Regions from separate parts of the Homo sapiens genome. Here all the other regions are linked to region 1. A link is a loop called in an ENCODE intact Hi-C map of the cell type or tissue named here. Cell type or tissue: heart left ventricle. All regions are shown on one strand. Each heading gives the region's core, and the rest is flanking DNA. Links, peaks and the distances in the headings are about the cores only. Region 1 overlaps LINC02940 (long intergenic non-protein coding RNA 2940). Region 2 overlaps ETS2 (ETS proto-oncogene 2, transcription factor). Region 3 overlaps ETS2-AS1 (ETS2 antisense RNA 1). Region 4 overlaps ETS2-AS1 (ETS2 antisense RNA 1).

What was found. A loop is a pair of places that touch in the nucleus more often than their neighbours do. Peaks named below come from ENCODE experiments on the same cell type or tissue, not always from the same donor. Only the 100,000 strongest peaks of a DNase experiment are listed, where the experiment ranks them.
Region 2: a loop joins it to region 1, with 3.0 times the contacts of the local background. A loop is called at or near these places in 32 of 110 quality-filtered maps.
Region 3: it touches region 1 in a loop (2.5-fold over the local background); 19 of 110 quality-filtered maps call a loop at or near these places.
Region 4: a loop joins it to region 1, with 2.4 times the contacts of the local background. A loop is called at or near these places in 31 of 110 quality-filtered maps.

Annotation. Positions count from the first base shown.
Region 1 is chr21:38,982,693-38,988,817 of GRCh38, reverse strand. It overlaps LINC02940 (long intergenic non-protein coding RNA 2940), which reads left to right. Exons shown (of 7, transcript XR_007067867.1): 6 at 1-1,227; 7 at 1,325-3,467. Among named protein-coding and RNA genes, the nearest start is that of LINC01700, 8.0 kb to the right of the region's middle. RefSeq lists an enhancer at 3,084-3,253. In heart left ventricle, for the core only: no CTCF peak of the experiment used is centred there; DNase peaks (open chromatin) are centred at 3,047 and 3,510; H3K27ac peaks cover 1,791 bases.
Region 2 is chr21:38,810,624-38,815,623 of GRCh38, reverse strand. ETS2 (ETS proto-oncogene 2, transcription factor) reads right to left here. Exons shown (of 10, transcript NM_005239.6): 3 at 2,510-2,621; 4 at 1,232-1,351; 5 at 643-843. Among named protein-coding and RNA genes, the nearest start is that of ETS2, 7.2 kb to the right of the region's middle. RefSeq lists enhancers at 398-1,597, 994-1,780, 3,512-4,711. In heart left ventricle, for the core only: no CTCF peak of the experiment used is centred there; no DNase peak of the experiment used is centred there; H3K4me3 peaks cover 722 bases; H3K27ac peaks cover 2,625 bases.
Region 3 is chr21:38,904,832-38,910,956 of GRCh38, reverse strand. All of the region lies in intron 2 of ETS2-AS1 (ETS2 antisense RNA 1), which reads left to right. Among named protein-coding and RNA genes, the nearest start is that of ETS2-AS1, 31 kb to the left of the region's middle. RefSeq lists an enhancer at 3,442-3,981. In heart left ventricle, for the core only: no CTCF peak of the experiment used is centred there; a DNase peak (open chromatin) is centred at 3,556; H3K27ac peaks cover 3,083 bases.
Region 4 is chr21:38,923,090-38,929,214 of GRCh38, reverse strand. ETS2-AS1 (ETS2 antisense RNA 1) reads left to right here. Exons shown (of 4, transcript NR_120405.1): 2 at 5,522-5,577. Among named protein-coding and RNA genes, the nearest start is that of ETS2-AS1, 12 kb to the left of the region's middle. In heart left ventricle, for the core only: no CTCF peak of the experiment used is centred there; a DNase peak (open chromatin) is centred at 3,044; H3K4me3 peaks cover 820 bases; H3K27ac peaks cover 1,170 bases.

The sequences.
Region 1 (6,125 bases), core at 434-5,433:
ACGCATGTAACGTGCATGTTCAGTGGGCACGGCTCAGGACTCTCTTTGTGAATATTCATAGCTCCTCCTGGAACCTGAATATGTATGTTTGGCCAGCTCAATTCAGCATGAGGCTCCTGCTGCAACACCGCCTCCTTCCAGGTGCCTGCCAGCTGTTTCTGCCAGAGGCTGCGTCTCCCGGCCTGTCAGAATGGCCACCCTGCAGGCTGTAATCCTTTAGAAGAAATAAAGATCCCCTTTCCAGATGTATAGATCTTGTGATTTTTTTCCATTCACATCCTTGCATCTTATAATGCCCTGTCTCCATGGGGGTTACATAGAAAGCCCTCAGCCTCTAGGGCAGATGGAGCCAGGACTGAGGGTGGGGGTGGAGAAGGATCAGGAGACTCACTTCAAGGACTTTCTGGTGCCGGCAGTGTAGGCTTGCCAGATGAAATACAGGACACCCAGCAACATGAACTTTCGTAATTTTTATAGTGTAAATGTGTTCCAAATATTGCATGGGACATGCTTATCCTGAAGAATTATTCATTGTTTATCTGAAATCCAAATTTAACTAGGTGTCCTGTATTTTTATTTGCTAAATCTGGTGACCCTTCACTGGGGAGACGCTTTTAAACAGCCTCAACTTAGAAATTCTTCTCTTCCTGCCAAAAGCGCTAGGGTCTGTATATGGGTGCATGGAAACACGAAATTATTGTCACAGGACTGAAGAGTATGAAAGACTTCTAGTAACCACCAGCTGTGGCAGGGGCCTGTGCAGGGGGTACCCTGGCAGGGAGGAAGCTGCCTTAATTTTCAACCTCGGACAGAAAAGCGCATCTGTTAGACACAGCAGAAAGCAGACCTACATGTATGGTTAATAAGGACTATGTATTTGACTGCTGTGGGTTCAATTGTGTCCCTGCGAGAGACACATTGAAGTCCTAACCCCTGCTGCTTCAGCATTTGGCTTTATTTGGAAATAAGGTCACTGCCAGTGCAGTTAGCTGAGATGAAATCATACTGGTGTCTGGTGGGCCCTTATTCCAATATGACTCGTGATATCACAAGAAGAGGAGGACAGACACAGAGACACACTCCAGAGGGAGAAGGCCATGTGACAGCCACGGACTGCTGGAAGCAGCGGAATCTAAAGGCAAGGCAGGGAACAGATTCTCCCTCCCAGTCCTTCGAGAGAACCAACTCTGCCGACAGCTTGATTTCAGAATTCTGGTTTCCAGAACGGTGAGAGAATAAATTCCTGTTGTTTTAAGCCTCCCGTTTGTGGTGCTTTGTTATGGCAGCCCCAGGGACTAATGCAGTCACCGTCACTTGATTGCAGACAAAACGACTGAGGGTTCTCTGCAATGAATTTCAAGTTCTGAATTGAAAGAGGCTTCAGAGCCTGAAGAAAGAGGCGATGCCAGCACTCTCTGGAGTGGGATCCACAGAAGCAGAGAAAGCCCAGGGGATGAGCCAACCCAGAATCCAAACGCCCGTGGATCGGGCCAGACCCAGGACGGCGCTATCTTGCACACCCATCACAGGCTTGGGGACACTAGAACTGCACTGTCAGATATTCCTGACTTCATGTGTGTGTGTTTGTGTGTGTGTAGATCAGGCCATATGATTTACTTGCTGCACTCTGAGCGATGCTGTGTAGATAAAGCTATATTATCTATTTGCTACACTCTGAATAATGCCTTCCTCAGTGATAATCATAATCAAGTGAGCTTTGGATTGTCATTATGAAGTCTCAAATTAAAACAATTGGTTGAGATACTGCCAGCAAGGCAACTAGATCGGGGATTGCAGCTGCTGATGCCAGTCTAGTATTTAGGTAAGAGGATGCCTCCACCCTCTTAGAGCATGTGGCTTGCACATCCATTCTTTCAGTGCAGGAAGGGCTGGAGTGTCCACTCCCTACTCCCAACCCCATCAGTTGTTGTATGGTCCAAAATGCAAAGTAATTTTAATGTGATCCAAGATGCATATAAAAACATTTTAAAAACAGATATGTTATGCATTGCTTAGAATGATGCACCATCCGCTTCATGAACAAGCAAGAACTAACTCTATCATTGACTTCATCCACAAATACTAGAGGTGATGAACTTGAGGTCAAAGTTCCGAAGTCAGACAGCATGGGTTTATTCATCGCCTGCTATGTGCAAATCCTAGATGTCACCAGGCTCTGCTCACTTGGTGTCTTGGCCACTCTGGGTGATGTTTACACAAGGCTTGGTGGCTTTGAGATGGGTTGCAAACAAGAGATATCAGTTGTTGGACTTTTGCTTATAGCTTGGGGTTGGACATCCTCTATCCCTCGATACCTCCTTGCACCCATCAGCCGTTATCTTTGAAGGAAACTTTTTCCTTGAGTCTGGTTCCTTGTCTTCAGGTTCTAACCTCATGGTTTTGGATCCTTGTCCCTATGGTTGTGATCCTTCCTGTCCTTGGCTCTAGTGCTCTTTTTTTTTTTTTTTTCTATTTCTTTCCTCTACCTGTGCACATGACCTCTTTGAAGAGCTCACCTCCTCCAGGAAGCCTCCCTGGAATCACCCTTTTGCCTTCCATTCTCCTTGTTTATACAGTCCATGTCAGTATATCCAAATTGAATTATCGCGGTGTGCTGCTTTGCAATGTGTATCTGATTTCACCAAAACCCTCTACTGTCTCTAATCCCGGGTATCCAATTTCATGTGAAGTTCAGTGATGTGCTCCTCCCTCCTCCTCTTGCACGCATGAGCAGGTACTCAACACTTTCTGGTCCAGCTACATGTGACATGAGGCCACTCACGCTCTTTTTAATTAACCCTTATGACAATCATGTGCGTTATGGAGAAAATTAATGGAGGAAAAATTACAGAGTCACCCGAAACAGTTGCGCTGCTTATCACCCGGTGTTTGAGCCTGTTTCCCCTGTAATTAGATTACATGTGAGGCAGCCCCAGCTAATTGTCTGTGCCACCCACCGGGGAACTCCAGCTCTATCTGTGAACACCCAGGCCTTCCCGCCGCAGGACAGATGTTGGGTGAGGCTTGCCTCCCACGCAAACATCTGCTCTGTTGTTCCGAGTCAGTCACGAGAGCCAGCCGGCTTAGACAAGCAGGGGATGAATTCCTGGGCGAGATGCTTGATCCTGCCAAGTTTCTGAGCACCAGGCTTGGGCCTCTTGAACAGTTCCCTGCATCTTCCATGATCGGCCAGTGCCTCTGCTTCTGCATTTAGAAACCAGAGTTCACTTCTGGTGGCCTCAAGCCAAAATGAGTCTACGAACCAGAAGTCTCTTGACATTGACACTGATAAACTTTGATATGGAAGCATTTTTGTTTTTGGCAACCATCAATTTTTTTTTGTTTTTCCTCAAACACATGCATGGATGATGTGAGAACCGGTACCTGGAAACTGAGAGACTGCCGCATGTGTTTCGGGCTCCCAGCTCTATCCATAACTGTCTTTGGGGGCTTCCTAGGCAACCTGGGTTTTGACCCTGCTGCCTCCTGGTCCAAGAACTCTGCCCTGTGGCCTGGCAGGAGGCCTGGCCCAGCCAGGGACCGTGGGGGCAGCCTGCGGTGGCGGTTGATTTTTTTTTTAAGCACATAATAATTTGCAGATGTTGGCAGTTACCAGGGAAGTCAGAGCAAAGCTGCAAATGCCAAACCACAACAATATATCATTTTAACCGTCTTATTCCTGGAAATGTGACAGCATCATAGTAAAACAATTCACAAAGACGAATATGCCTGCTGCCTTCGGGCAGCCTACTGCTGCCAATTTGGTGGAGATTATCGGCCATTTATCAATTGTGTTGCTCTACAGAGAAGAAGAGAAATCTCTTTGCTTCTATTTGTGCCGCAGGAAGATCACCTGTCTTCCTCAAGTGACAGTGCATCTTTAAAAAATTCCGACTGCACAGAGCTTGTCTGAAAAGTGATACAACAGCATTGGTGTAGGTTTCTAGTGTCCATGCCAGTGGCTCTTACCCTGTTCTGTGTCATGAACCCCTGCGGCAGCCTAGGGAAGCCTATGGACCCTTTCTCAGAATTCAGACTTCAAATGCATGAAAAAAAGTACATGGGCTTCCCAAGGAAACCAGTATGTTGAAATACAGCTAACAAAATGTAACAAAATGTAACAATCCCCACCCCGCCCTCCCAACTGTGATATGATAGTGCACATGTTTTTTATTAATAGCTTAAGACAAGATTGAGTTGTCCGCCTTATAACCACCATAATTACAAAGCAGAGAGAAGGATGAAAGTCACTGATGATACTGGCAACAGCTGCAATGCAGTATGAAAATATCCGTGATTTCGACAATCACAGGTGTGTCCCCCACAGTGTGCTTCATTGCCTGTGTTCCTAATGGAAGAAAAGGCCAACATGTAGTTAGAAGTCAGGGAAAATAAAAATGGAATTTCTTTCCTATCTAAGTTCACACACCTCCTGACTCCTCACCCAGGTTAAGACTTTGCGAGGAAGAAAAGGCCAACATGTAGTTAGAAGTCAGGGAAAATAAAAATGGAATTTCTTTCCTATCTAAGTTCACAGACCTCCTGACTCCTCACCCAGGTTAAGACCCCGTGTTCTGTGCTACAGTGGTGGCAGCTCCAGGCATGCCCTGGCCCTGCCCTGCCCCGGACAACCTCGTGTGCAGAGTCCAGCCTGGTCCTGGCAGCTCGGGTGGCGCTCTAGCTGTGGCCATTTCTAGGTCCTGTTTTACCTTCCCTCAACTCTGCTCACTGAACCAGGTCCTCATGATGGGGCTAAGGAATGTAACCCCTTTCAAACACTTTTACACTGTTGGTGGGAGTATAAATTAGTTCAGCCATTGTGGAACACAGTGTGGCGATACCTCAAAGACCTAAAGACAGAAATATCGTTCAACTGAGCAATCCCATTGCTGGGTACATCCCCAAAGGAATATAAATCATTCTATTATAAAGACACATGTAAGGGAATGTTCATTGCGGCAGCACTCACAATAGCAAAGACAGAATCAACCTAAGTGCCCACCAATGGTAGACTGGATAAAGAAGATGTGGTGTATACACACCATGGAATACTACGCAGCCATAAAAAAGAACGAGATCGTGTCTTTTTCAGGGACGTGGATGGAGCTGGAGGCCATTATCCTTCGCACGCTAGCACAGAAACAGAAAACCAAATACCACATGTTCTCACTTATAAGTGGGAGCTAAATAATGAGAACGCATGGACACACGGAAGGGAACAACACACACTGGGGCCTTTTGGAGGGTGGGAGGAAAAAGAGGATCAGGAAAAACAACTAATGGGTTTTAGGCTTAATACCTGGGTGATGAAATCATCTGTACGACAAACCCCCATGACACAAGTGTGCCTATATAACAAACCTGCGGTTGTACTTTTGAACTTAAAATAAGAGCACCCAGTCTTTGGATGGAGGGCCCACCCTCAATCCAGGATGATTTCATCTCAAGACCTTTAAACTGATCACATCTGCAAAGACCCTATTTCAAAACAAGGTCATATTCATGGGTACTAGGGGTTAGGACTTAAACATATCCTTTTTGAGGACACAAGCCAGCCTGCTACAGTGCCTGACTTAGGAAGAGCCTGAAGGAGTGTAGAAACCAGGGGGATGGAGAAGCTGAAGCTGGCCTAATCTAGACCCCAAACCTTGGGTTCCATCAGAACAACACGGCCTTGCTTTCCTGAGAATCTACACTGTGCCCGAAACTGAGTGTGGGGCTCCTGCTAAGTCGTCTCAGTGAATTCCCACAACCACACGTGGACAGCACAGGGCTGTTGTATTTGAATCCAGACGGCCTCCTGCCCAGTGCTCCCGTGAGCTGCCTATCAATGTCCTTCCCGCCCCATCCAGGAAGCTAGCCACAAAGCACATGTGGCTATTTAGATTTAAAATTATTAAAGTTGCCGGGCGCAGTGGCTCACGCCTGTAATCCTAACACTTTGGGAGGCCAAGGCAGGTGGATTGCCTGAGCTCAGGAGTTCCAGACCAGCCTGGGCAACATGGCGAAACCCCGTCTCCATTAAAAATACAAAAAATTAGCCGGCCGTGGTGGCTTGCGCTGCGATGCGCGCCTGTAGTCCCAACTACTCGGGAGGCTGAGGCACGAGAATCGCTTAAACCCGG
Region 2 (5,000 bases), core at 1-5,000, 170 kb after region 1:
TTTTAAACATTGGTCTCCCTGCTATTTTAAGTTTTGAATCAAGACTTTCTCTGTATTTGGTGAGATTTCTACTGATCAATGGCCAGTTTCTGTACAATATGATAGCGTGTAAATATATATCAATTTCTCACTTGTTTAAAAACAGACCCCGCCCCCTCAACAATCCTCAACATCCAAAATACATTCCATTTGGATGTAGGAAAATTTACAGTAGAATTCACAGGGTTTATGTGAGTAAAGGCTCCCCCCTTTCATTAAGGCTGCCATATCTCTTAGCTCTGTAAGGTGAGCTCAGAAGACGTGGGAATTCTTGCTGTCCTACATATCTGAGTCAACATGGACTCCCGTGATGAATACAGCCAGCAATAGCAAACAATTTAGTGACTAAGGCTACTACCTTGTGGCTATACTTGATGCTATACACACACACACACACACACACACACACTCACATAAAGTGGGATAAAAATCTATAATCACTGCCATATATCTGACTCACTTGAGTGGCATTTTGAGGCAAGGTACTCTATGTCATTTCAAGTGGCAACCCTAAGGTTGAAGAACACCCACGTGACTTTCCCAATCAGTCTTCCCGGCCACAGCTCATCCTGGACAAGGAGAAGTAAGACGTTCAGCTGGTACCTTTGATCATTTGCTCCAGATGTTCCCAGAGAATGTCACCCACAAAGTCAGGTGCCAGCTCCAGAAAGCGTTCCTTGCCAAGGTTACACAGCATCTGGCCATTCATGCCGAACCTCTGCAGATTCACGTTCACCAGACTGAACTCATTGGTGGCCCAGAGAAGCCACTGGCATACCTGTTGCTCACTCCACAGCCAGGGGTCTACCAGGAGAGAAGAAAAAATGGAACACATGAGGTAAAAACAGTGGAAAGGTAGTGAGACCACTGTCATCCCTAATTTATGCACCAAGTACCGACATACACCAGAACCCACGAATGAGCAAGATACCATGATGACACGTCACCATTCTGACACGACCCAGGCACATTTCAAGACACCAGTAATGCGTCCTTCTACTACATATTTAATGAGTTCTGGATCAAGTCTTGGGTTGATTGGGGTGAAACAGAAACTGGCTCAGGTTAACGACATCCATGCTACTCTTTGCAGAATACCCCAAGCAAAAGCTTAATAAACAAGTCAAGATCAAACAACTGCACTGAAGTTGGTTCTTCTCACCCAGTGCAGGCTCAGGAAAGCAGTACTTACTCTTTGGAATGCCCAGGCGCCGCTGTTCCTTTTTGAAGCCACTGAAGGTAGCTTTTAAGGCTTGACTCATCACAGCCTTGCTGCACGGGGTTAACAAAGGCAATTCACAGTTGGCGGAGTCTGGAAGGAAACCCCCCATGGGGACATTAGGACTTCAAGTTGGTGATATCAGGTGGAGATTTAGGAGAGACATCTTAGTTTTTGGAAAAGAACAATTTTGATCTCAAACCTTGGCATGATTCCTTAAAACAGTGTAACTATTAACAAAAAACTTTTCTGACTATAATTGAGAAAATATATATCTCAGAACTATACTTATTAAAAAAATCTAAAATAAAACTCAGATTTGATTCTATTTTGCAAAGCGTCACAAAGCAGTTGTGCGTAGGGAAAACTGCTAAGTCTATTTTAAAATTGTAGGCAATGAAAACAGTTGCATGGTTTCTGGTCAAAAGGCTGAAGGGACTGTATCATTTGGAAGTCACTTCCATTAAACTAGGCGTAGAGCTGAGAAGTGAGTGTGATATGAATGTGCCGCACTTAGCACGGTAATGGAACCACACCTTCCATTTTTATTGAAAAACAATCTTCTCCAGACACCCTCAGCAATTTCAAGAATGATAAATGGCTGCCATGCAGGGTTATGCTTACGCCAGTGTATGCGTTTTAATTAATTTTCTGGCCTGTATTCTCAGCACCTACTTCACATGACACAGTCATCTCTGGCATGTTTCCAACTAATAGCTCTGTCACAGTAATTGTATGAACATTATCTGACGTGCTATTCCTTTAAGAAGAATAAACAATGACACGAAGAACTACAGAAAGAACTACCGATGGGTAAGGATTACAAAGAACAATTTGTTGCCCCAAAACTCAGGGCAGGGGAGATGATTTAACTAATGATGCAAACCCAAATTACAAGTTTGGGTGTGTTTTAATGTCTACTCTTCTGTCTGTTTTCCAGGGCAGAGCAGGGAGATGAGGACCTGCTTGCCAATGTTGAAAACATCCAGGAGGGGCAGCTCAGGGGTTCCCCTGCAGTTTCCTAACAGCGGCTCACTGGGGGGCGTCTGGCACTCAAGACATCAGAATCCACATCAGAATCACCAAGTTGATACAAATGAAAAACTGCCTTCTCCCAGGTCCAGAACTTCTGGCTATTCATATCAAAGATTCCAGATACCAACATTTCTCACTTAGGAACTGTCATCTCTTTATTAACTGAACTACTTAGGAAAATCATGCACAATTTGTCAAGTCTGAGGAACCAATTACCATGAGAAATGGAATCCAAGCCTGTTGGCACTTCTTGCAGTGTTTGCTCTTCATTTAGAGAAGGAAAAACAGCAAACAGGGACCCATCAAAGGTGTCAAAGGCTGGCTGGCGCTGCAAAAACAGATGGAAAAAAAATGGAAATACAATATTTAAACTGATTGAATTACCTGTTGTAAAAGTGGTCTGTGGGCAATCCTACCAATAGTCCCTGATTAAACTGGCAATTTTGAAGCAAACATGGAATCAACCAGTCAGTCCTTAAAACAGACTCGTAAAATGGTCAAAGTGACTGAAATGATTGTATTTTACTGTGGATTATTATTATTATTATTTTGAGACAGGTCTTACTCTGTCACACAGGCCAGAGTGCAGTGGTGCAATCTTGGCTCACTGCAACCTCCCCCTCCTGGGTTCAAGCGATTCTCCTGCCTCAGCCTCCCGAGTAGCTGGGACTACAGGCGCCCACCACCACGCCTGGATAATTTTTGCATTTTTAGTACAGACAGGGTTTCACCATGTTGGCCAGGCTGGTCTCAAACTCCTGACCTCGTGTAATCCACCCGCCTTGGCCTCCCAAAGTGCTGGGATTACAGGCGTGAGCCACGGTGCCCGGCCACTGTGGATTTATTTAAGTAACCTCACAGAGTCGGAGTGACTGGGAATTTGTTTTAGTGGCCTAATCCACTTAAGTTAATATATTAAATACACAAATCTGAAAATAACAGAATCTTACAATGGTGTCGAGAGGAGCCTCAGAGACCCCTTTACCAAACACCTGACCCTCCTGTTACATTGAGAAAAATTCAACTAGGCTGTGTGTGTAAGAAAAATGACCCTTGACAAGGCCGTCTGAGCACAATGCAGTTAAAAGGCAAATGACCCGATAAACACTGAAAAATCAAACAATGAAATACACTACTTTATCTTTGGAAGCATTTATTTTGAAATGTTTGCCATGAAACAATTTAACTGAAACTAGAGATGCTTTTCCACATCAATTCCAATGGTTTGGAAAATAGTAATACATGACAAAATTCCTTAACGTTTCATTTTATAACAAGTAAAGTGTCTTAAAAATGAACCCCCTCCCCGCCCCCAGGCCAGGCGGGGTGGCTTATGCCTGTAACCCCAGTGCTTTATGAGGTTGAGGCCAGAGGATCACTTGAGCCCAGGAGTTCAAGTCTGCGGTGAACTACGATCAAGCCACTGTACTCCCGCCTGGGCAACAGAGAAGGACCCTGTTGCTTAAAACCAAAAACGAAAAAACAAATAAAACAAAACAAAAAAAACCCAAATCACCTACTAAGGGGAAAGATTTCCAAAGGAAATAGGTTTAAAGTTAAACTAAACTATCTGCAGAAAAGAAGAGACACACAGAAAGATAAAACCTTACACTAACTCGATTTCTGAGCATCTTACATAACATTTATGAAAGAAATACCTTTTAATGTAAGACTCATTTGAAAGTAACCGATAATATCTGGATTCATCATCGCCTAAATTGTTGAGGAACACGTGAAGAAAGACTATATTTTTCCAACATAAGCTGGAAATCCCATGTTATGTGTAATACAATGACCCATCTGTTGAGTCATCAATAAGAAAATGTGTAACACATTTACAAATAAAATCGGTTACCCGCTTTCTTTTTAGAAATGCAGAACAATGAATGACGCATTACAAAAGAGGGCAGGCAGAGGCTGGAGCCCAGCCCAAAAAAATCCAAGTCAATGATGACCAACTGCCTGAGATCTACGAGGAAAACCGATCAATCAGGCAAGTGCAAATTACTCATCTGGATTTACAAACTACTTTAGAGCAGAGCTAATTTTGGTGAAACCTCCAATAAACTTTTAAAGTTCCCACAAGCATTGCCCAGGTGACTAAGAAATGCCTTTCCTAACCGTAAATTCTTTTTTTTTTTTTTTAAAGCCAGGAAGCCAAAAGACAATACAAATCTGTGCTTCCTATTTCAACACATCAATTTCAGCAACGACTGCTTCTTTTCAGAAACCGCATAAGCATCGTCAAATTATTTGAATTAATAGAAGGATTTTTCTAAGGGGTGTGGTTTCAACTTAATACCATGATTTCTTGTACCACTTCTGCCATGCTTAAAATGTCCGGCCAAATCAAACAAGCAGACTCACTAGGCTGAAGTTTGATGACCTTTAGAATACTGCAGAAAGGACTGTGCTGAGTTTTGCCTCTTTGGGTCATATCAGACAAATAACCTCAATAATGATATACAAAGGAAAATGTAATATGCCAGAGACGTACATCATCATTATGCAAGACGCTAAACTTTGAGGAGGCCAATTTTAAAATCATGCTTCTGAAACATGTTTACTACATAATACTGAAAACAATCAAATCTTGCTGTCATATTTGGAGAAGACAAGTGGGAGATTACCAGTTTGTGCTACTAAAGAATGTTCCCAAAAGGAATGATGATAGAAGCTACATAAAATGTTTATGCAGCAGAGAGGG
Region 3 (6,125 bases), core at 530-5,529, 78 kb after region 1:
CCTAAGCCCTCATTTGAATCAGATCGGGTGATTCACAGCAATTTGATGTCACTTTGAAAGCTGGTTTGTTGCCAAAACACCAGCCTGGTGCCCTTGATGACAGCCAGGCACAGGGCTGGGTTCTGCCTGGAATTGAAGAGGCTGGTGGGTGGGGGCGTCTTTGGCACCTTAAGAATTTTGAGAGGAGAGAAGGGAGCCCTGTGGCTGCTTTATGGTGTTAGGTCTGTAAACTGCCTAATTTAGCACAAATGCCTTTCTTCATCCAGGTAGCCTCGGGCTTTCTTCCACAAGCGAAGTGTGTGGCCAGTGAGTCAGATGACCTGCTCCTTCTGGAGATGGCTGGTGCCATTCTCAATGTCAGTGGTCGCTTCTTACAGATCCCGATAGATTCAGGCCTCAGGTAGCCAAACAGGGCATCCCATGGCCCCGGCCAGGTTCTGTAGAGGCAAATGTTCAAAAGGGAGTGGCTCTGACACCATTGTCCATGCTCCTCCCTGCCTTGCTTGAGCGACAAGTGTGGCTGCTTTTAGGAAGTGGGGCTTGCTTTGGGAGAACTGCCTCTCGAAGGACTCACACCTATAATTCCCTGTTGTTGTCTCTGGAAGTCTGCAGCTGCCTGGTCCTTAGGGTGAAAAGCAGCTGGGGAAGCTGGAGCCACACATTCCAAAGGGCTTCAGGGACAAAAGCACCCTGAATTTAGGAAACAAAAGACAGGTGGAGGAGGAAGCATCCAGCAACCCCCTTGTAATCTCAAAAACTGACTCACGCCGGTGCCGGCCATAGGGCTGCCACGGTATATGGCTCAAGGAAGCCCAGGCTCTCCTGGGAGGTTCTAGCCATTGTTGAGCCTGTGAAGGAAATGTGTCAGGCCAGCCCTTCCTCACTTTCTTGATTTAGCAGGCTGGAGCTAGCTGTAAATGCTGATCAATTCCAGTTGCCAGACTGGAGCTGTAGCAGCGACCTGGGTGATCTCAGAGCCCCATCCCCTCATCTGTCACGGGAGAACTTGGCCCCGGAGCACACTCCAGATATCTCGCTCAGAATGCAGTTCTGAGCATCAAACACACAGTTCATGTTCCTGACTCTGTTGGCTTTGGGACACTCTATTGGCTTTGGGACACTTTCAGGATGTTCTTGCAAGCTACTCACTGTGGGCCTCAGAGTCTGACCTGTCCAGAACTGCTGGTCTGCAAGGGGGCCTGTTCTTGGGGGTTCCTGGGGACCCCCACCCCAGGGACCACCCAGTGGTTGAGGGAGGGAGAATTGGTCATGAACTATGGATGATGCCAGCACAATATCAGATGTCATCACCCCGCATGGCCTAGGTACTCGCCTAAACAGACATCAGCACAGAATTTTGGGTGAGGGGGTCTTCCTGACCACGCTTTCACTCCTCAGAAACCTCTACTGCCTGGTGCTCCTTCCTCAACTTGTCCCAGAAACAGTGGCGTCAACTAAAGAGAAAGCGGGAAGGCAGGTACCTTCGGCAGGGATCTGGCGTTGGAACCTCTGCCCCGAACGTTGAAGCGCTGCTGTCACAATCACCTCATTCTGTCCCAGGACTTCCTCCTCAGCCTTTCCCCAGTCCATTTCTGAGCTTTGTGCCCTGTTCCCACCTCCCATAGCCTTTTCCCTCCTGCTGAGATAGGAGAACCGCCAGGAATGTAAACTCAATCTTCTCCTCTGGGGACTCTATGCTGCCTGCTACCAACAGCAGGCATCCCAGGATGTGGGATTTTCAGTGCTGAAACCAGGACAGTGATTCTCAAACTTTTTTTGATCCCAGGTTTCTCTGAAAATCTGAAGGCCATGGGCCCTCTCTCCAGCACAGCCTCCATAAGCCCAGACACATGCCATTGTGCATGCAATTCCAGGGGTGCTGGGATCCCCTTCCCAATCAAAGAGAGGACTTAGGGACCCATGGACCTGTCCAGAGACCTAGGCTGAAGATGGTAGCATGTAGGGAGGGGAGGTTGATGCCATGGTTAATTGCATAAGCTCTGGAAGGAGACTGGCCATGCTGCCTAGCCAAGCGCTCCCACTATACAGCTGAGAACCCTTGGACAAGTTTCCTAACCTCCCCAAGCCTCCCTTTCTGCATCTATAAAACAGGAAGCACATCTGTTTCATGGGGCATAAAAGACTTAATAATGACACATAGTGTGAAATACAGTGTCTGGCAGAACAACATCATGCATGCACTCGCCTGTTCAAAACATGCACTGAGCTGCCACGTGCCAAGGCCTGTCTTGGGCTAGAGATCCCCTTTGGGAACAAGACAGAGTCCTTGCCTTCTGAGTACTTACATTTTAGTGGGTTAAGGCTGTAGGGGCCACAGGCTCTTGACCCCTAAAGTTCTGCTGAGAGGCATAAGGCAGATGGATTAATGGGAGAAAAGGCATAAAACTTATTTAACGTGTATGCACAGAAGCCTTCAGAATGAAGCCCCAACTTCCCAATGAGTTACAGAAACTTATGTACCATTGTGGGGTTACAGAACGTATGGGGGTTTGGATTCCGGTAAAACAGGTTATGGGAATGGGAAGAAGAGGAATTCGATTGAGGGGCAATAAATGATTGCCAGGGAGAATGATTGGATGGGAGAACAGAAATAACCTTGTAAGTAGCTTTCTTTGGAATTCAGATGATACTTGGAGTCTTCTCGGGTCAGGTCACACCTTGGTCTTCTTTTCTGCCATAGATAAGAAGATAAGTGGGAAGGGGAAGAAAGAATAATTGCTCTCCTTGGAAGGTCTGGATCTTAGGCAGATAAAGAAACTTCAGCTTCTTTGGGAAAGACGGTGTGTATAGGGGAAGGTCAGAGAGACCTTGAGGCTTCCTCAATTCGACATGTTAAAACCCTCTATTTTGGGGTATTGGTTTCTGAGTCTCAACAAGGCTAAATCAATAGTAATTGTTATGATTACTTGTTATTTATTGTTGGTGGTTTGATTTGGAACTCAGGACAACATTCACTTTCAGGTCCTACTTAGTAGCCCGTTTCCCATCAGCATGATCCTCTGCAGGGCCGACAGATGGGGAACTTTTTGATAAAAGGGAGAAGGCTCCTTTCACCCCTTATCAAAACATTGTAGTAGCTTCGGTGCTTAAGTGTCATCATTTTCGTTCTCGCTGATATTTTAAAGAAGCCAATTTGAGTGCCCATCCTCACATTTCTATTGAAGAGTTTTCACTTCTTTCTTTCAATAAATTATTTAGTCCTCCTATGGACTGTTGCTGAACTGTGATTTTTACAAGCAAACCATTCTTACTTGTCATGAGTTAGCAAGGAGATCTTAAATGGGACCAGTGTAGACAGGAGACCTGTGTTACTGAGGCACGAAATAAACGTTCCGGCTGCCATTCATGCAATTTCAGTTTAGAGTCTCAATTTTCTGCATCTTTATCCATATTCTGGTTCAGTTTTTCTGCACAACCCCTGAAGGGAATGTGGTCGCCTGGGAGCACAACTCCCAGATCCCAGTTTTGAGTGTGGGAGCTCCAGAAGTCAGCAGGCAGGCGGGGCTGGCCCAGTGACAGGAGGGGTGCTGGAAAGGGCTTTGGCTTCCAGGCCTGGGCCCCGCCTTTGCTGACGTTGGAGCCCTGGAGCAGGGCTGCTGACGTGTGCACTGCCTGGGCTGGCTGTTTACTAGACTGTTTGTTAAGGGCTGCACTTCCAGTAAAACCTGAGAACACACCGTGACATCCTCATTTACAGCACTGAGTGTGTCACTCGGGCAGCACGTGGGCCAAGAAAGGGAGAGTCTAGGAAAGGTGAGATTAGCTGGCTGTGGGGTAAATCACCTGACACGAAGAGCCCGGGGTTAACCAATCACCGTGGGAGGGCTGCCCTGGAGCACACAGCAGGCTGCACTTGGGAAAAGTCCATTTGAACAAGAATTTCTTCTTGAGAAGGTCTGAGTAGCCAAGGGACCTTGATCTAGGAGTAGGAACTGGTCTCAGGTCACTGATTGCCAGGGTGGCCTGGGCAAATCGTTTCTCCTCTTGGGGGCTCTGGGTCCCCACCTGTGCAGTGAGGGCATGCATGCTCTGATGCCTTCATGAGTGGCAGCACGGCACCATGTTAGGCACGGGGGCTTCTGGGCCTAGTCCTTTGTCTTCCTGGCCATGGGGAAGTGGAAAAGGCCTTACCCCACCAAGATGCGTCTTCCCAAGTAAGCGGGGCATTTATGCACCCAGGACCGCTCAGGGCTACGGTGGGGTTTTGTGTGATGAGGCACATAGATATCTCAGCAGAATGGCAGACGCGGTGGGGCGCGGTGGCTCACGCCTGTAATCCCAGCACTTTGGGAGGCCGAGGCGGGCGGATCATGAGGTCAGGAGATTGAGACCATCCTGGCTAACATGGTGAAACCCTGTCTCTACTAAAAATACAAAAATTAGCCGGGCGTGGTAGCGGGCGCCTGTAGTCCCAGCTACTCGGGAGGCTGAGGCAGGAGAATGGCGTGAACCCGGGAGGTGGAGCTTGCAGGGAGCCGAGATCGCGCCACTGCACTCCAGCCTGGGCGACAGAGCAAGACTTCGTCTCAAAAAAAAAAAAAAAAAAAAAAAAGGGCAGACAGCTAGGGAGGGCCAGCACAGAAGCTCTTAGCGGTACAGGCCACCAGTGAGCATTTGTGGGGGCTTTGTGGATAACCAGAGCTGTGTGCGGGGTAGGGGGCTTCCGTGGCGCCTTCCTTCAAACATTTGGTTACCTGTGGTCTCATAACAAAAGGCCACCGGCTCTCTTCCTCCCTCCTGATGGAAGTTATCCAAATCCATTTTGCTAGGTCTCCAAAACATAATCACTTTATTTGAAAGCGTTTCCCTAAGGGAAAGATCAAGCTGTCCATTTGGGGTGAAAGAGAACAACAATAATAACAATAAATTTCTCTCCACCCAGTACTGTGGACTTGCAGCATTTTCCAGTGTGTTACCGCCTGGAGTTGCCTCTGACATCCCCATAGCGGGGGAAGACAAGAAAACTGAGGCTCACAGAGGTTGCCAAAGGCCACATGGATAATGAGGGTCAGAGAGGTTGTTAAAGGACTGCAGCTGGTTCTAAATCCAGTGTCTTTCCAAAGCAAAACGATATAGCTTATAGCTCGCTCTTCAAAACCTGAAAAAAACACAAAGAGGTTTGTGAGTTGTCTTCCCACGCTCCCGTGTGGTTGATTGAGAAGCGGTAAACCCAAACAGGATAGGTGTGCTTTCTCGGGGGGGGGTAGGGGAGATGGGGTGGGGGGGTGCGGGGGGTGGGGGTGTGCGGGAGGTGGGAGGGGAGGGGTGCTTATCATCAACATGGCCACCCCCACATATCCCCATGTGTGTAGAACATCATGGTGCCCTGTATTTGCATATTAAAAGACTAGGGTGGGAGGGCCAGTTTTTTCTGCAGGCTACGTGAGTGACATGCCTGGTGGAACCAATCCCCTGAGCCCTATGCAAATCAGACATCACCTCCTCCAGCCTATTTATATAAGCAGCCACTTTTCCGTGGCACAGGGGGTCTTCTCTCTTGGCTTTGGAGCTCCCCATTCCTCTGTGTCTGTAACAGGGGAGCTTCTTCCTTCTTTCTTCTCCCTTCTTTCTTGCCTGTTAAACTCTCTGCTTCTTAAAACCACTCCATGTATGTCCAGGTCATTTTATCTAATTTGGAGACGGAGAACCCTGGTGTTCCTCTGCTCATCAGAGCCGTCTCACCTGCAAGGGCCAGGATCCAGCACTAGGGCTGCCCTTTATGTTCATGCAGCCTCCACTAGGAAGATCCTCCTTAGCTGCCACCTGCTGTAAAGGGATCTATCTATCTATCTGTCTATCTATCTATCTATCTATCTTTCTATCTACCTGTCGAGAGAGAGAGAGGTTTATTATAAGGAATTGACTCATGTGATTATGGAGGCTGAGAAGTTCCACAGTCTGCTGTCTGCAAGCTGGAGACCCAGGAAGGCTGCTGGTGCCGTTCCAGTTTGATTCTGAAGGCCTGAGAACCAGAACTGATGGTATGAGTTCTAGTCCAAGTCCACAGAAATGAAACTGGAGAACCAAAGGTGTAAGTCGCAGTCTGAGGGCAGGAGAACACAATAACCCAGCTCAAGCAATTAGGCAGAGAGAAAGAATTTTCT
Region 4 (6,125 bases), core at 495-5,494, 60 kb after region 1:
TGGTTCCTCCCTACATGCTCACACCTCTGTGCAGCATGGCTGGCAGCTGGTGGGAAAGGTTCCATCCATCAGACATCCCAGTCAAACACTTAGGCCCAAGTGTGAGTGAGCTTCAGACTCCTCAGTGGACAGGGCTGCTGGTGCCAGGGTGGGTTGGGGCCCTGTTGTACAACCTTTCCATCCTTATCACCTCCCAGAAAGAAAAACTAATCGATTTAAACTTAATTTAATTTCCTCACAACAAAGGAAATTCAATACTAAAGAGTAAGAATGTGCTGTAGAGAATGAAAATTTAAAGGGCCACAAACCATTATGATGTCTAAGATTTGTTGACCCCTTAAGAACCAGTTTTCTGCCCTTTGGAAAGAGCATCACCCCCATTAAGGATGTGGGGTGCAGGGAAGGTGAGGCTGCCAGTGAAGAGCTAAGTACACACAGCAGGTGTTGGCTGCAGACAGTTGTCTGGGCTGGCCCATGGCCTGCTGCAGTAGAATCTTTCCTGTTCACATGAAAACATGACTGTGTCAGGAGGTCCAGTTTTTTCTCCACCTCAAATGTGTACAAGTGTAGCTGCTACAATTAAATCAAACTCGTTCCTCTATAATAGCTGATGATATTCAGGCCTCATCAGACTTTTCTCTTATTCTTTGGACTCTGCCTTTTTTGACGTGGGAAAATTTTTGGTTCCTTTTGGACTTTCCATCGTCCCATAAATGTTCCCCTCTCTCTCTTTCTCCCCTACCCCCTAACTGAAGTGGGAGGAAGAGGGGTCTTTGTCACTTCTTTTCACCCTTCCAGTCTGCAAAGTAGTTACTTGAATTAACCGTGAACTAGTGACTTAGAATCTTAAAAGTGTTGAAGCTTCACTGGCTGGGCTCTCTCTGTTTATCGAAAAGCCTCTTTTGTTTTTCCGCAAACCATTGTTTATACGAGACAAAAAATGTTATATTCATGGCAAAGTTGAAATTCTGGAAGATTAAAGATAAATATCTACTCATAGACTTGGCAAGTAGAATTAATGCTACATTTGTTTCATCAACAGGTATTTTTTGAGCCCCAGTTAGGAGTAGGCCGGTGTCTTAGGAACTGGAACTCTGTGGTAGACAAGGTGGAAGATTTCTGCTCTTGTGGTTTTTCAGTGATGGGGCCTCAGTGCCTTGCAGGTGAAATGCAGATACTGAAGCTGAAGCAAGCTCTGTGGCCCATGGCCCATAGCCTACGGCACTAAAGGGCAGGCACCTGCTGTTCTCTGGGCTGTGGAGTCACCTTGCAGCATCTCACCCATTCTTGTTGCCACATTTTTCGAGAGCTATTAACCAACTCAAGTCTGTTGGAGAGGAAACAGGCTGCAGAGGCCTTGGGAGGCCATAGCCCATGAGGAAGGAGGGAAATCATGGGGCAGCCAGTCTGGAAATGGGCACCCTTGAAGGTGCACCTGAGCTGTTCTCAGAAAGCTGGAGGAAGATCTCAAGTAGGAAGAGTTAGACATGGGTTATTTGCTGCAGAGTTCACAACAAGGAGTGATGGGTTGGAAGCTCTGGAGAGGTGACTTTCAGCCCTGGAGAGGAGGCCAATGTGTGTGAGGCTGAAGAATCCCCCCTTCCTGCAAAGATACCCACATTCTAATCTCTGGAACCCGTGAATACATCACTTTATAGGGCAGAGACTTTGCAAATGTGATTAAATTAAGGATCTGGGATGGGAGTTTGTCCTGGCTCATCCAGGAGGGCCCTAAATGCACTCTCTAGTGTTCTTATAAGAGATGGGCAGAAGGAGATTTTACATAGACAGAAGAGGGCCATCTGATCGAGGAAGCAAGATGCTACACTACAGGCTTTGAAGATGGAGGAAGGAAGGGACCAGGAGCCAAGAAATGCAAGGGATGTAGCTCTAGATGCTGGGAAAGGCAAGGAAACAGATTCTCCACCACAGCCCTTGGAGGGTGCTAGCCCAGGGAAACTGGTTTTGGACTTCTGGCTTCCAGAACCATGAGAGGATAAATTGCTATTTCCTTAAACACCCAAGATTAAAATAATTTGTTACAGCAGCAAGATAAAGCTAATATACCATGCTAAACAATTTCTTTGAGACGTAGTGAGGTCTCCATCCCCAACAGTGACTGATGGCTTCTCAGAGTGTGTCCATAAAAGAGATGGTGACCCTGGGGGGCAGGTTGCACAGGAGAATATCTGAACCCCTCGTAGCTCTAAGCATGTGGGATTAGTTTGCCAAGGCTGCCATAACAAAGAACCACAGACTGGCTGTCTTAAACAGCAGAAATTTATTGTCTCCCAGTTCTGGAGGCTGGAGTCCAAGACCAAAGTGTGGCAGGGTTGGTTTCTCCTGACTGGTAGATTTCTCCTGAGGTCTCTCTCCTCGACTCATAGATGCCGTCCTCTCCCTGTGTCCTCACAAGCTCATCCCTCTGTGTATGTTTCTGTCTCCTCTTCTTATGAGGACACCAGTCAGACTGGATTAGGGACTCACCCAAATAGCGTTACTTTACTTTAGTTACCCCTCTGAAGACCCCATGTCCAAACAGAGTCACATTCTGAGCTACCATGGGTTAAGGCTTCAACATATCAATTTTGGGAGACACACTTCCACCCTGACAGCTATGTTGTACAATGACATCACTGTCATATCTATTTAAGGGTATTTCTACACACACCTCTGCTTTCGATTTGAGAGCTTAATTAATTTATTTTATAGAGATGGGGTCTTGCTATATTGCCAGGCTGGTCTCCAACTCCTGGCCTCAAGCAGTCCACCTGCCTTGGCCTCCCAAAGTGCTGGGATTATAGGCATGAGCCACTGTGCCTGGCCCTGAATTTGGGAGCTTCAGAGGGCAAGTAAAGAGAGGGGGGAACAAGTTCAGAAGTAAAAACCCGCGATGCCAGGAAGTCCTTACAGCTTTAAGCTTCACATTTAATCACTTCCCACAAGGAGAAGCAGGCTGGGTGTGCTCCAGGCTCCGGAAGCTCCAGCAGCCCCAGAGATGAGGGTGGTCTGCCCCCCACACTCCCTGCCCCAGCCCATCCTGGACCTTCTCCTGACACACAGCAAACCACACTTAGCTGTCATTGATGAATCGGAGCCTCTGCCAGACAGCCGGCCAAGCCGACGCTAACTCACCCCACAGCCTGAAATAGAAACTCGCTCGTTTTCCAGTGTGTGACAAAGAAGGAAGGTATTTAATTTTGAAAGGAGCTGAGCCAGCTTTATTGTGGGTCATTTTTTTCTGGAGCAAAATCCTCTCTAGTTTTCTCCCCAGGCTCATCTTCCTTCTGATCTATGGGTTAGCATTTTGGATGGGATGGTTTTCTGGTGTGGGGGGCTGTCCCCAGTGCTGCAGGATGTTAGCAGCACCCCTGTTCCTACCTGCCAGATGCCAGAAGCACCCCTGCCCCATTTGTGCCAACCAAAAATGCCTCCAGAGGTTGCCAGTGTCCCCTGGGTGAAACAGCACCCCGTTGTTGAGAAGAACTGGTCTAATTAAACGGCAGATTAGTTAGGAAGAATGGGCTGGTGTCCTGGCTCTGCCTCCTCTGCTGGGAATACAGCAGGCTGAGATGTGTGCCTGACATCTTATGATGCTGGATATGAATGGAGGGACCGCCAAAGAAGGCAGGAGCCTCTTCAGTGGTGTGCAAGGAGGACAGCAGTGCATGGTTGATTTTATTTATTTAATTTTACTCTTTTGTGACAGACAGGGACTCTACTTTGCCCAGGCTGGCCTTGAACTCCTGGGCTTGAGCCATCTTCCCATCTTAGCCTCCTAAGTAGCTGGCACTACAGGCACATGCCAACACCCCTGGCTTCTTCACTGGGTTTTGAATCAGACAAGTTTTTCCACTGGTCCCTTGAGTGGTTTAGAAGCCCACGCTCGGGGCTCCAGATGAGACCAGAGAGTGTCCTCAGAAGACAGTTGGGACCATCTTCATGCCTCCCCCATGATGCCCTGTGTGAAGGGCTGCACTGAGATCTCTGCACATCCCTCCTTCCTTCCCCTGCAGCTGCAAAACACCCGCTGCTCCTTGAATACTCCAGACCACCTACCCCAGGGCCTTTGCACGTTTTCCCCACACAAAGCTTTCCCCCTGTATTTTCACTTACCTGGCTCCTTTTCCTCACTGAGGCCTTAGCTTGGCATTCCCTGAACGGGGGGAGTGTTCAGGGGGATTCAGTTGCTCTGCAGCCCATGACCCACCTGATGTTCTTTATAGCACCCTGTGCTGTGATGGGAAAGCTGGATTTCTTGGCTTGGGGCTGTAGGTCTCAAGGTACTCAAAACCATGAAAGCAGAGTCTGTTTGTCTTGTTTGCTGCCAATTCTCAACCTTGAGAACACAGAGCAGAAACTCAATGAACAGTTATTGAATCAATGAAGGAATGAATGATGCAGCCTGTAGTCCCCCTGAAGGATGTGAGTCCAAAGATCAGAGGGGCCCCTTTCAGCTCATTGTTTCTCCCACAACCCTTTGGGCCCGGACTGGCACCCATTAAAAGGCAGACATTCTTGGGACTCATCGCCCCTTTCTTGGGATTGGTGGAGCGCCATCTGAGAGGGGAGCGGGCCTCGGCTGCAGGCAAGGGGCTGGGTGACACCATCAGCAGTGGATCTGCAGGAAGGCTGGGGAGGGGATATGGAGGCTCCAGCTGGCAGCTTCACTGGGGCCGCCCCTGCCTGTGTCCTCTCATCTTGCTCTTTTTTTTTTTTTTTGAGACGGAGTCTCGCTCTGTCGCCCAGGCTGGAGTGCAGTGGCACAGTCTCGGCTCACTGCAAGCTCCGCCTCCCGGGTTCACGCCATTCTCCCGCCTCAGCCTCCCGAGTAGCTGGGACTACAGGCGCCGCCACTACGCCCGGCTAATTTTTTTGTATTTTTAGTAGAGGTGGGGTTTCACCATGTTAGCCAGGATGGTCTCCATCTCCTGACCTCGTGATCCACCCACCTTGGCCTCCCCAAGTGCTGGGATTACAGGTGTGAGCCACTGCGCCTGGCCTCATCTTGCTCTTTACAGCCAAGGGAGTTTCCAAAGGTGAGGGAAATGCTAGCACCAGCGCCCGCCCTCCATTCCAGAGCAAGAGACACTCATCCAAGGGCACCAACCTTCGCCTGCCTTCCATGACCACAAATGGGGGCTTTGTGGAGAGAAGTTCTTCTGTGGCTTATCTTACGACCTCTGGAAGAAATCTCTTCCTTCTTTCTGCCCAGACTATAGAGGGAGGGCAGAAAAGGAGTGGAGGTGGGGAAGGTCAATAGTGGAGTTGAAGATAGCCATGCCTAAGTGACCTTTCCACCCCATTAGAGGTGTCATCACTGGTGTAAAATGGTGCCCAGCCTCGTATCTCAAGTGGGGATGGCTCAGCCCTGCTAAACTTCACTGCCTTTCCTCTGGGGTGCATTGTGTTATATGGTGTCTCCCCCAGGTCTGGCCAAAAAGAGAGCTTCCTAATGAGGCATCCTGGAAACTGATGGGAACTGTGTTCTTATCCATCTCCCCCATCTCTTGTGCCCCAGGACATCAACTGGGAGTGGCCCAGAAGCCCGAAGCTGAGAGGACAAAGCTCACTGGGGTAAGTTAACATCACTCCAGATCAGCCCCGGTGAAGTCAGCGAGAATTGCCTACACCTGAAAAAATGTGGCAAACTTATTTGTAAAGCTTATCTGACACTTTTGTCTATATTTGATACATTCAGTCCTCCACAATCTCTACTTTACCAAAATCCATGCGGGTGCATCATAAAGAGAGATGCTTGATGACCAAGTTGTTCTGGACAAATCAAGGTAAACAGATTATAATTACTTCACAGGGATTATTTTTGGAATGTAATGGCTGGTCACTCCCTCGACTGTGTATATCTCTTGACATGTAATTCAGAAACATGGCCTGTGCCTTAGGGAAAGCATGAAGATACACATGAGATGGGCATTCATGACCTCTTTAGTCATGCCAGAGACGCTCAAAAATGACATTCTTGAAGATCTTTATTCTTGATGCTTAATTTTTCATTTGAAACTCAAACAGTAGAATACTTCTTTTGAGATTTGAGTTTAGGCAATTCCTTTTCAAAAGAATACATATACATGGCCAACAAGCATATGAAAAAAAAGCTACACATC